Regions from separate parts of the Homo sapiens genome. Here region 2 is linked to region 1. A link is an interaction called in ENCODE POLR2A ChIA-PET data of the cell type or tissue named here. Cell type or tissue: PC-9. All regions are shown on one strand. Links, peaks and the distances in the headings refer to the core of each region. The heading gives the core; the rest is flanking DNA. Region 1 overlaps SPTLC2 (serine palmitoyltransferase long chain base subunit 2). Region 2 has its middle 5.6 kb from the start of SPTLC2.

Region 1 (5,381 bases), core at 93-5,092:
CGCTTGAACCCAGGGGGCGGAGGCTGCGGTGAGTTGAGTTCATGCCATTGCCCTCCAGCCTGGGCAACAAGAGCAAAACTCTGTCTCAAAAAAAAAAAAAAAAAAGTCAAGGCTGAACACGGTGGCTCAAGCCTGTAATCACAGCACTTTGGGAGGCCAAGGCAGGCGGACTGCTTGAACCCAGGAGTTTGAGACCAGCCTGGGCAACATAGTAAGACCTCGTCTCTTAAAAGAAAAAAAAATTGGCAGGCATAGTCCCAGCTATGCTGGAGGCTGAGGTGGGACGATCCCTTGAGGCTGGGAGATGGAGGCTGCAGTGAGCCAAGATCATGCCACTGTACTCCAGCCTGGGTGACTGAGACCCTGCCTCAAAATAATAATAATAAGACAAAAGTGCACATGACTAAGATCACAAAGTAATGGACATTTATAAACTTTAGAAGAATCTAGAATTTTTTCATCAATGTAGAAAAGTAATCATTAGATAGAAAAAGAAATCCTCAGTAGCCCAAGGGGATCTAGATTACAAGATTTCCTTTGATCCCACTCCAAATATTTCAGACAAATCGGTGTCATGTGAATATAAGATGACATTCTAATGAGTGCTGACTCTTGTGTGGGGTATTTGGGTATGTTAGGGACAGGCAGCCATTACATGCATCGCCATTCATTAACAGTCTACACAGAACCTCTAGATCACAGGTAAGGTGGGTTTCTAGGAGAAAAACATGTATTCATTATAGAGCTGAGTAACCGAATCCTCTAGGACAGCCATCCTGCCGCTCCCCTGAGCCAATATCCTTGCGCTTCCCATTTTAAAAAATAACAAAATTATAGCTTTGAGATACAATTCACATTCAGCAAAATTCACTTTTAAAGTATACAATTCATTGCTTCTAAGTATATTCACAGAGTTGTGCAACTTTTGTCACTATCTAGTTTTAGAGTATTTTTATCACCCTAAAAAGCAACCCAATACTCGTTGTCTCAATCCTCACTCCCCCTCCTCTCAGGCTGGCTGCCACCAATCTATTTTCTGACCCTATGATTTGCCTGTTCTGGACATCTCTTATAAATGGAATTGTAAGTTATGTAGTCTTTGTTTTGGCTTCTTTCATTTAGCCTAATGTTTTCAAGGTTTATCCATGCTGTAGGGTTAAAACTTCACTCTTCTGCATCCAGCTGACCTAGTACTGTTTGTTGAAGAGACTATTCTTTTCTCATTGACTGGTCTTGGCTCCCTTGTTGAAAACAAATTGGCCATAGATGCTTGTGCTTTATTTCTGAACTCTGAATTCTACTTCACTGGTCTATACGTCTATCCTTATGCTAGTACTCGACTGTTGTAATTACTGTAGCTTTGTAGTAATTAGCTTTGTTTTAAAATTAAGAAGTGTGAGTCCTCCCACTTTGCTTTTCCTTTTCAGTACTATTTTAGCTATTCCCTGCCAGTTCCATATACATTTGAGGATCAGCCTTTTAATTTCTGCAAAAAAGGGCCAGTGGCTTAGGGTCTCCCAGTCCATTTTTTTCTGAGAAATGCTGAACACAGGATCTGTAGGTTGCTATACTGCCATCTTAACAATATTAAATCTTCCAATCCATGAACACAGGATGTCATTCCATTTCTTTAAGTCTTCTGTAATTTCTTTCAGCAAAGTTTTATAGTTTTCAATATACACATCTAAAAATACAGTGTACAAGTGTAAATTAGCCAGTGTACAAGGGAAAGGCTTTTTTTTTTTTTTTTTTTTTTTTTGAGACAGAGTCTCGCACTGTCGCCCGGGCTGGAGTGCAGTGGTGCGATCTCAGCTCACTGCAACCTCCGCCTCCCAGATTCAAGTGGTTCTTCCGCCTCAGTCTCCCGAGTAGCTGGGATTACAGGTGCCCCCCACCATGCCTGGCTAATTTTTTGTATTTTCAGTAGAGATGAGGTTTCACTGTGTTGGCAAGGCTGATCTCAAACGCCTGACCTCCCAAAGTGCTGGGATTACAGGTGTGAGCCACCGCACCCAGCCAGGAAAGGCTTTCTTAAGTTTATTACTAGGTATTTTCTTCTTTTGAAAATTGTAAAAGAAATTTTCTTTTCATTTGTTCATTGCTGGTGTATAAAAGCACTAATTTTTTGTGTGCTGATCTTTTACCCTGCAACTTTGATGAATTCATTTATGAGCTCTAGCTGTGTGTGTGTGTGTGTGCGCGCGCGCGCATGTGTGTGTGTGTATTTTACAGCACTTTCTATATACAGAATCATGTCATGAGGCCCATTATTAAATGAAAATTAATTTGTATCTCATAATGGTCTAGTACACGTTTAGTTCCATAAAACATCATAAGACAAAATGACTTTAACAAATCCATGGTTTCAAAAAATGCACTTTATGCTTTAAAAAACTAAATGGGAGGCAAAGCCCAACAATCCCTCAAGAGAATCTTATGAAAAGGATTAGAACTCTCAGTTGGCAAACATACTTGTTGGCAACAGAAATCTCCTTAGATATCCTAAGGAGATATCCTGGTTACATCTAAATTCTTTCATGAATGTGTACAGTTCTCAGAAGTCAAAGTTGTGGTCAGAAGGCATGGATTACTGCCATAGACACTGGTTATAGTTACACAGACTTTTTTTTAAAGGCACATTGAAATTCTGAGTTAACAGGTGAACATGAGAAAGAAAAAAGAAAATTCTTAAAACATCAATAGAGTAGGAAGGAAAGAAAAGCTGAAATCTCTAGGTTAAAAAAAATCATCACAGAAATTCACCAGTAAAATTTCTGAGAAATGAGAAAAATCCATTGGAAAAATCTGACAGGCATAATCAAAATAAAGAAAAAAAAGATACAATATCAAAAAGTTGAATCTAATTGGATATTGTCAGAATGTAATTAAGAATATGCTCACAACACTGTGCCTATAGTTAACAATACTGTATTCGACATGGAAAAATTTGTTAAGAGGACAGATCTCATGTTAAGTGTTCTTACTACAATTTTGTTTTTTAAAAGGGAATACACTTATACTCATAGAAATTTTGCTGTGTAGAAACAGAGAAGAAAAGTCAAGTCTTCGGCTATTCAGGAATACAAAATGTCCATCAAATTGTTATAATTAACTTTTATAAAGAAGCATTCATAATGTTCTTTAGGATTAGTAGCTCTTGCCAGGCAGTGGCTCACGCCTGCAATCCCAGCACTTTGGGAGGCTGAGGCAGGCGGATCACCTGAGGTCGGGAGTTCGAGACCAGCCTGACCAACATGGAGAAACCCTGACTCTACTAAAAATACAAAACTAGCTGGGCATGGTGGCGCATGCCTGTAATCCCAGCTACTCAGGGGGCTGAGGCAGAATTGCTTGAACCCAGGAGGCAGAGGATGTGGTGAGCTGAGATCACGCCATTGCACTCCAGCCTGGGCAACAAGGGCAAAACTCTCTCTCAAAAAAGAAAAAAAAAATTAGTAGCTCTCTAACTCATTAATGGATATTTCTAGCAACTAATTTTATGCAAATGTCATGTTCTAAAGCTTTATAAACTCCCAGATGGCAATAATGATTTAAACTCTGAAATCTTAGACTTGCAACAATAACATATTAAGAGAATATATAGAGATGAGAATATCTTGAGATAATAAATAATTAAGCTTAGTAATAATGATCCCCAACTAGATGCCTGGCAGTGTGGTGGGTGCTGGGATATAGAATCAGTAAAACAGACTTATTCCTATCCTCAATATTTATCTAATGGAGAAGACTGCTATTAAATAATTATAGGTGTGAAGAATTTAGTAAGGGAGAATCTCAGGATTCCAAGGGAACACAGAGCAAGAAGGTGTGGGGCGCCCCTGAGCAATTTTCCTTTAAATGGAGATGTGAAGAATGAGTGGCAGTCAGCCAGGCAGAGGGGAGAGAAAGCTCAAGAGAGAAAATTTTAGACAGAACAACATATGAGAAAGCTTAATGTAGAAATAGCTAGAGTGGAAAGAGAATTGTAGAGTCCATAGTGAGGGAGACAGTAGAGCAAGACAAAGCCGGAAAATTCTCCAGAGCTCTCATGATGCAGGTGTGGTGGGTGACAGTTTTTTTGTAAATGCCAATGTTTTTGGTAGCACTGTCACCCCCTCTGTCTTAGGTGCTCACAAGAACATCAAGATCAATATATTATGAATTTCATCTAATATACAGGCCCTTTTAATAAAAGGCATATTTATATCAAGGTGAAAGTGCCTACTTACAGTATCAAGTATTTCTTTGGTATGAGCTGCTGACAGGCAAAACCTGGCTCTGGACTCAATAATTGGGGTGGCAGGAAATCCAACCACAACGACACCGATGTTCCGCTTCAGCATCTCCCGTCCAAAGGCGCTGCAAAGGGGAAAACAAGAACAGAAACCAGGAGGAGTGAAAAAGCACTCATTACAGAGGACCTGCTGTCCTCAAAGATTTCAACTCTTTGGTGATGCAGGCATTGGAGACTTCTAATAGGAGTTTCCTTTAACTCCTTTTAAAGTTAAAATTGACAGCTCACAAATACTTTTAAAGTCAATCCTAAAGCAGTCTTCTCCTATATGGTGTCCTTCACAAAACTGAAATAACCAGCCTGGGCAACATGGTGAAATCCCGTCTCTACCAAAAATACAAAAAATTAGCTATGTGTGGTGGCATGCACCTGTAGTCCCAGCTACTCAGGAGGCTGAGGCATGAGAATCTCTCGAAGCTTGGAGGCAGAAGCTGTAGTAAGGCAAGATCACACGACTGTACTCCAGCCTGAGCAACAGAGCAAGGCTCTGTCTCAAAAAAAAAAAAAAGTGTCCCTGATATGTAATAGTGGTTCAGAGGCTTCAAAATGAACCTGTATTTAATTAAAATCTGGTCCTTGAAATGTTAAGCTTGGCAGTTTAACATTAATCCGCAAATTCTGAGGATTCTGCAGCTGTGGGGGATCTGCTGTAACACGGCACATCTTTTCTGCTAGCAGAATGGCTGACTGGCATGAGCTCTCCAGATCACACGTTTCTTTAATTGTCTTGGGAACAACACTGCTTCAGAATTCAGGGCTTCCTTTGGTGTCTGTCAGGCCAGTTCACCCGCTGGCTTCAGCTGATTACTCAGACCACACAATTCGTATTTAACAATCCCCCACCCCTATCGTAAGCCAAATTGGAGGCCCTGTGGCCTTACTCCACATCTGTATCTTGTCTAAATAACACATTCTAACTTTTAGTTAATTTTGTCTACTAAATTATGTGGGTTTTTTTTTGAGTCTCTCGCTTTGTCGCCAGGCTGCAGTGCAGTGGCACGATCTTGGCTCACCATAACCTCCACCTCCCAGATTCTAGCAATTCTCCTGCCTCAGCCTCCCGAGCAGCTGGGATTACAGGTGTGCA
Region 2 (5,381 bases), core at 78-5,077, 110 kb after region 1:
GCTCACACTTGTAATCTCAGCACTTTGGGAGGCCGAGGTAGATGGATCACGTGAGGCCAGGAGTTCGAGACCAGCCTGACCAACATGGTGAAACCCCGTCTCTCCAGAAAATACAAAAATTAGCCGGGCGTAGTGGCACATGCCTGTAATCTCAGCTACTTGGAGGCTGAGGCACAAGACTTGCTTGAACTTGGGAGGCAGAGGTTACAGTGAGCCGAGATTGTGCCACTGCACTTTAGCCTGGGTGACAGAGAGAGACTCTGTCTCAAAAAAAAAAAAAAAAAAAAATTTTGGCCTTGTCTCCAAGGAACCTTCTATCACATGGAGACTGTGTTAATTGAGGTTCTTTGGTTGCAGATAACATAAGCCAATTTTAAAAAACTTATTCAAGAAAGGTAAATTTATTGGAACTCTCCTGAAGACAGGGAAGTGTTGGCACTCAGGAAAATCCTAAACCTCAGCAGCAGAAAATTATAGACCTTCCTTCCTCCTAACCAAACCACTTCTGGTGCTTAGCTCTCAACAACCTACAACTTTCATATTCATGAGGTCAAACTTCTACACTCTCAGGAAAAAGAAATCTGATTGGCCTAGCTTATGGTGAGGATGGGTAAATCTGACCAATCGCAATGGCCAGAGCACAAGGTCAAACTGCTGGAGGGGAGGAATCAGTTATAGACAAGGAAGAATCATAGCAGAGAAGGGAGGAACAACCCTAACAGTGTTCACTACAAGGAGATAGAACCCGGGAGTGAAAAGGACAAATAGCAATAGCTTAGAATGGATGTTAAAGAAGGAGGCTGGCGGGTGCAGTGGCTCACACCTATAATCCCAGCACTTTGGGAGGCCGAGGGGGTCGGATCACCTGAGGTCAGGAGCTCGAGACCAGACTGGCGAACATGGTGAAACCCCCATCTCTACTAAAAATACAAAAATATTATCCAGCGTGGTGGCGGGCGGGAGGCTGAGGCAGGAGAATCGCTTGAACCCGCGAGGTGGAGGTTGCAGTGAGCCGAGATCGCGCCATTGCACTCCAGCCTGGGCAATAAGAGCAAAACTCCGTCTCAAAAACAAAAACAAACAAACAAAAAACCCAAACAAGTAGCCAAGCCTCAGGCAATCACAGAAGCCATACTTCAACCACTCAACAGGCAGCCAACTGTTCAGTGTTCAAATAAGGCAAATGCCAAGCTATAACCATTCCAACTGTTTCTGTGTCTCACTTCTGTTTTCTGTATGTTGCTTTCCTTTTTCTATTCATAAATCCTGTCTCACCATGTGACAGTGCTGGAATCTCTCTGAACCTTCTGATTCTGGATGGGGGCTGCCCAATTTGAGGATCATTATTTGCTCAGTTAAATTCTGTTAAATTTAATTTATTTCTTTTTTTCTTTTCTTTTCTTTTCTTTTCTTTTTTTTTTTTTTTTAGGATGGAGTTTCGCTCCTGTTGCCCAGGCTGAAGCGCAATGGCACGATGTCGGCTCACTGCAACCTCTGCCTCTTGGGTTCAAGTGATTCTTCTGCCTTAGCCTCCCAAGTAGCTGGGATTACAGGCTCCCGCCGCCACACCTGGCTAATTTTTGTATTTTTAATAGAGACAGGGTTTCACCACATTGGCCAGGCTGGTCTTGAACTCCTGATTTCAGGCGATCCACCCACCTAGGCCTCCTAAAGTGCTAGGATTACAGGCGCGAGCCACTGTGCCCGGTCTAAATTTAATTTCTTTGAATTTTTTCTCTTAGCAACACCCCTGCCAAAATAAATGACTTCTAACTACCCCTTCCATTGTTGGGTCACTTGGTCAAGAGTCAAATACTGGAGAGAATATCTGCTTGTTTGAGTTTACGTCGCACTGGTCCTAAAAGGTGCAAACAAAAGGAAAAAGTGTCCTTCACCTTTCATGATGGGAGGTGCTTACCAAGACACACCCTCTTAAGAAGAGTACGTTAAATGAGAAGAGATGATTTCCCAAAGGGAAATGGGGGACTTAATAGAAAAAGGGAATGGACACTGGGCAGGCAGAAATGGCCAATGTCCTTTATATCAGTCAAGGCTGCAGATGAATCACAAGATAGAGTTGTGTATTGTGGTAGGCACATGTAATCTTAGCTCTTCAGGAGGCTGAGGCAGGAGGAACACATGAGCGCAGGAGTTCAAGACCAGCCTGGGCAGCATAGCAAGACCCCATCTCAAGAAAAAAGAAAAAAAAGAAGAACCACAAGATGGAATGGAAAGGGCCCTTCAGAAGTAATCTGCTTTTGCACAAAAACCAGAGATAGATGATGCAGAGGTATTATTTGAACCTGACTCTGAGAGCATCATTTGGTCTTCCCTTTTCTTTTTCTTTCTTTCTTTTCTTTTTTTTCTTTTTTGAGATGGAACTTCACTCTGTTGCCCAGGCTGGAGTGTAGTGGTGTGATCTGAGCTCACTGCAATCTCTGCCTTCTGGGTTTGAGCGATTCTTGTATCTCCCAAGTAGCTGGAATTACAGGTGCATGCTACCATGCCCAGCTAATTTTTGTATTTTTAGTAGAGACGGGGTTTTGCCATCCTGGCCAGGCTGGTCTTGAACTCCTGACCTCAAGTGATCCACCCACCTTGGCTTCCCAAAGTGTTGGGATTACAAACATGAGCCACCATGCCTGGCCTGGTCTTCCCTTTTCAAACTTTTCTTGCTTCATTCATTCATTTATCTATTAGGCCAATCACACAAGTATTTTTTGCTGGCCATCATGTTGGGTACTGCAAATACAATGACAAATAGAAAGAAACATGGTATTTGCACTTGTAGAGCTTTCAGTCTTGATTTACAAGAAATGCGTCTGCTCTTTCCCCTTTCATTATTCCTAATCTAATAGAGTAAGTGAAATAGACTAATTCTCTCCCTGGGTTTCTGATCCTACTTTTGTGGAAAATCTTGGATGCTGTTTTTGGACTATTTTCAGTGGCAATATTTGCATCCACAAAACTGGGCAGGTCCTGGGACAAGAGTTTAGAATTGCATTATGACCCTGAGGCCTGAGCTATTTAAATGAATGTTTGCATGCAAACATGAAGCTTTAAGAGGAATGATGGTTTCTGATTATACACCTCCAGGGTGCCAGCTAAGCACTTAGTAGAGATTTTAATCTGTACCCAACAAAGCGTTTGCAATGGGAGTTCTGCAATAATACAGATGAGTGCTCCAGGAATGGGCAGCCAGAGCTTATGTCTCAATGGCAGGTCTCTGCCCTTGAGTTACCTCTGCTCCAGAAGCACCTGAGAGCTTCCTCCACCACACCCCACACTGCCACCCTGGACTTCCTCTGGGCACTCACCTGGCTGAATGTTGCAATCATTTCAGGTTCTGCTCCAGGAAGCAAGTGGACTTTTACTTCTGGCTTCAAGAGGGAGGAGAGGAGATGGTGATGCAGATTAATGGTGGTGGTGTTAGCCAAGACTCTGAGTTGCAAGTTTTGAAACTGAATTTAAATTGAATTAAGCATAAAGATGATTTATTGACTCACATAACCAAAAACTAAGGGTAGATCTGATTGGATCTAGGTACTCAAGCGATATCATCAGAAATCCATCTCCAAAAAAAAAAAAAAAAAGAAATCTGTCTCCATCTCTGGCTTGGGGTCCCTCTGAATTAGCTTTATTCCCAGAAAGGCTGCCAGCATGTGATGGCAAAGATGGCTTGTGGTGGGCAAGCTTCCATTCAATCAGCTTTAAAACTTCAGCTGAAAGACACTGCCTGTTTTCTGTAGTCTTCTCGAGATTCCTAAGTAGACTTCTGTTGGCCCAGCTTGGGTCACATGCATCAGGTGACTGTTGAATTGATTGGCCAGGCCTGAATCTTCTGCCCACCCACTCCACCAATTCTGAGCCACAGGCTCAGAGAAGGGGAGACTATTGGTTTTCCTCTGGGAGAAGATGGGTGCTGTTGCCAGAAAAAAGGGTGCTGAGTAGGCATAAGCCACAGATGTCCATTGCACTGATCATGTTAAATATGATGACAACAGTAAGAAGCAGGAAGTGGGAATGCCTTGGAGAGTCTCAACATTTTCAGATGATATTACAAGAAAGACTGCATTTAGACTCTCCCTCCTCCACAAATCTGACCTACAAAAGTTATCTCAAATTAATCCCTCCCTATGGTAACTGTCTGTTCTGTGTGTTTATTTAACTGATTTAAGTGATTGATATCTTCATCTTCATCAAATCATTATCCTAAAGCCATTAATAAACATTCTTTGTATATGTAGCTGTATAAGAAAAACAGAAATACAGACAGAGCATTAACTCTCTAAGAGAGCAATAAAGGGTGGGGCACAGTGGCTCAGGCCTGTAATCCCAGCACTTTGGGACACCAAGGTGGGTGGATCACCTGAGGACAGGAGTTCAAGACCAGCCTGGGCAACATGGTGAAACCTCATCTCTACTAAAAAAAAAAAAATTAGCCAGGCATGGTGGCGCACACCTGTAATCCCAGCTACTAAGGAGGCTGAGGCAGGAGAATCACTTGAAGTGGGGAGGCAGAGGTTGCAGTGAGCTGTGATGGTGTGACTGCACTCCAGCCTAGGCAACAGAGTGAGACTGTCTCAAAAAAAAAAAAGGAGCAATAAAGGACTCATAAGACAACACACCACCAACTCTGAATATTATATATTGTGAACTCAGAATGGCGAAAATTGAATTGTACTGAATGTGAAGTATATCTCAATTAAAAAAACAAAAAAAATTGCCTTTTTAAAAAAAGAAGACATAAATAAGAAGTTGCATATGTTCCTAGGCAATGTGACATACGCATTCAATGGTGTGATGGAATTTGCATATTTAAACAGAATAGGTGAAAGGTAAAGCTGTCATTCTTTTCCACTTCATCATAGAACCCTTAGAAGATTTAGCTATTGTCGCCATCACTTTCTTTATATTTACTGTGCAATGTTACATATTCATGGACAACATAACTTCTTTTAAAATGGTCTTTGGGGTTCTTCCTCTACCCTCAATATTTTGCTAACTTTTTCTCACATTTTTTCTCTATCGTGTACCACTTCCAACACCAATAATTTTTGGTGCCTAATATCTTGGGGGGCCATTTTAACCTATATCTAGAAGAAGACTATTCTGTTGTTTATGCTCCCAATGACTCTAAAGCCACATGACAGCTTCCTTCAATGAATGTCCCAAAAAGTATGGGAATTAGAATAGGCAATGGGAATGCAACAGGGATGCCCAAAAGAGTTGACAGGGAAAGAACTTTTTTTTTTCTTTCAGACAAAATCTCACTCAGTTGCTCAGGCTGGAGTGCAGTGGCACAGTCTCGGCTCACTGCAGCCTCCACCTCCTGGGTTCTAGTGATTCTCCTGCCTCAGCCTCCTGGGTAGCTGGGATTA

The links. Peaks named below come from ENCODE experiments on the same cell type or tissue, not always from the same donor. Only the 100,000 strongest peaks of a DNase experiment are listed, where the experiment ranks them.
Region 2: POLR2A ChIA-PET joins it to region 1 with 6 read pairs; 4 of 35 experiments call an interaction of 5 or more read pairs at or near these places.

What each region holds. Positions count from the first base shown.
Region 1 is chr14:77,513,809-77,519,189 of GRCh38, forward strand. It overlaps SPTLC2 (serine palmitoyltransferase long chain base subunit 2), which reads right to left. Exons shown (of 12, transcript NM_004863.4): 11 at 4,230-4,359. Among named protein-coding and RNA genes, the nearest start is that of ISM2, 18 kb to the left of the region's middle. In PC-9, for the core only: no CTCF peak of the experiment used is centred there; no DNase peak of the experiment used is centred there.
Region 2 is chr14:77,619,497-77,624,877 of GRCh38, forward strand. No RefSeq gene overlaps it. Among named protein-coding and RNA genes, the nearest start is that of SPTLC2, 5.6 kb to the left of the region's middle. In PC-9, for the core only: no CTCF peak of the experiment used is centred there; DNase peaks (open chromatin) are centred at 3,185 and 3,995; H3K4me3 peaks cover 449 bases; H3K27ac peaks cover 2,526 bases.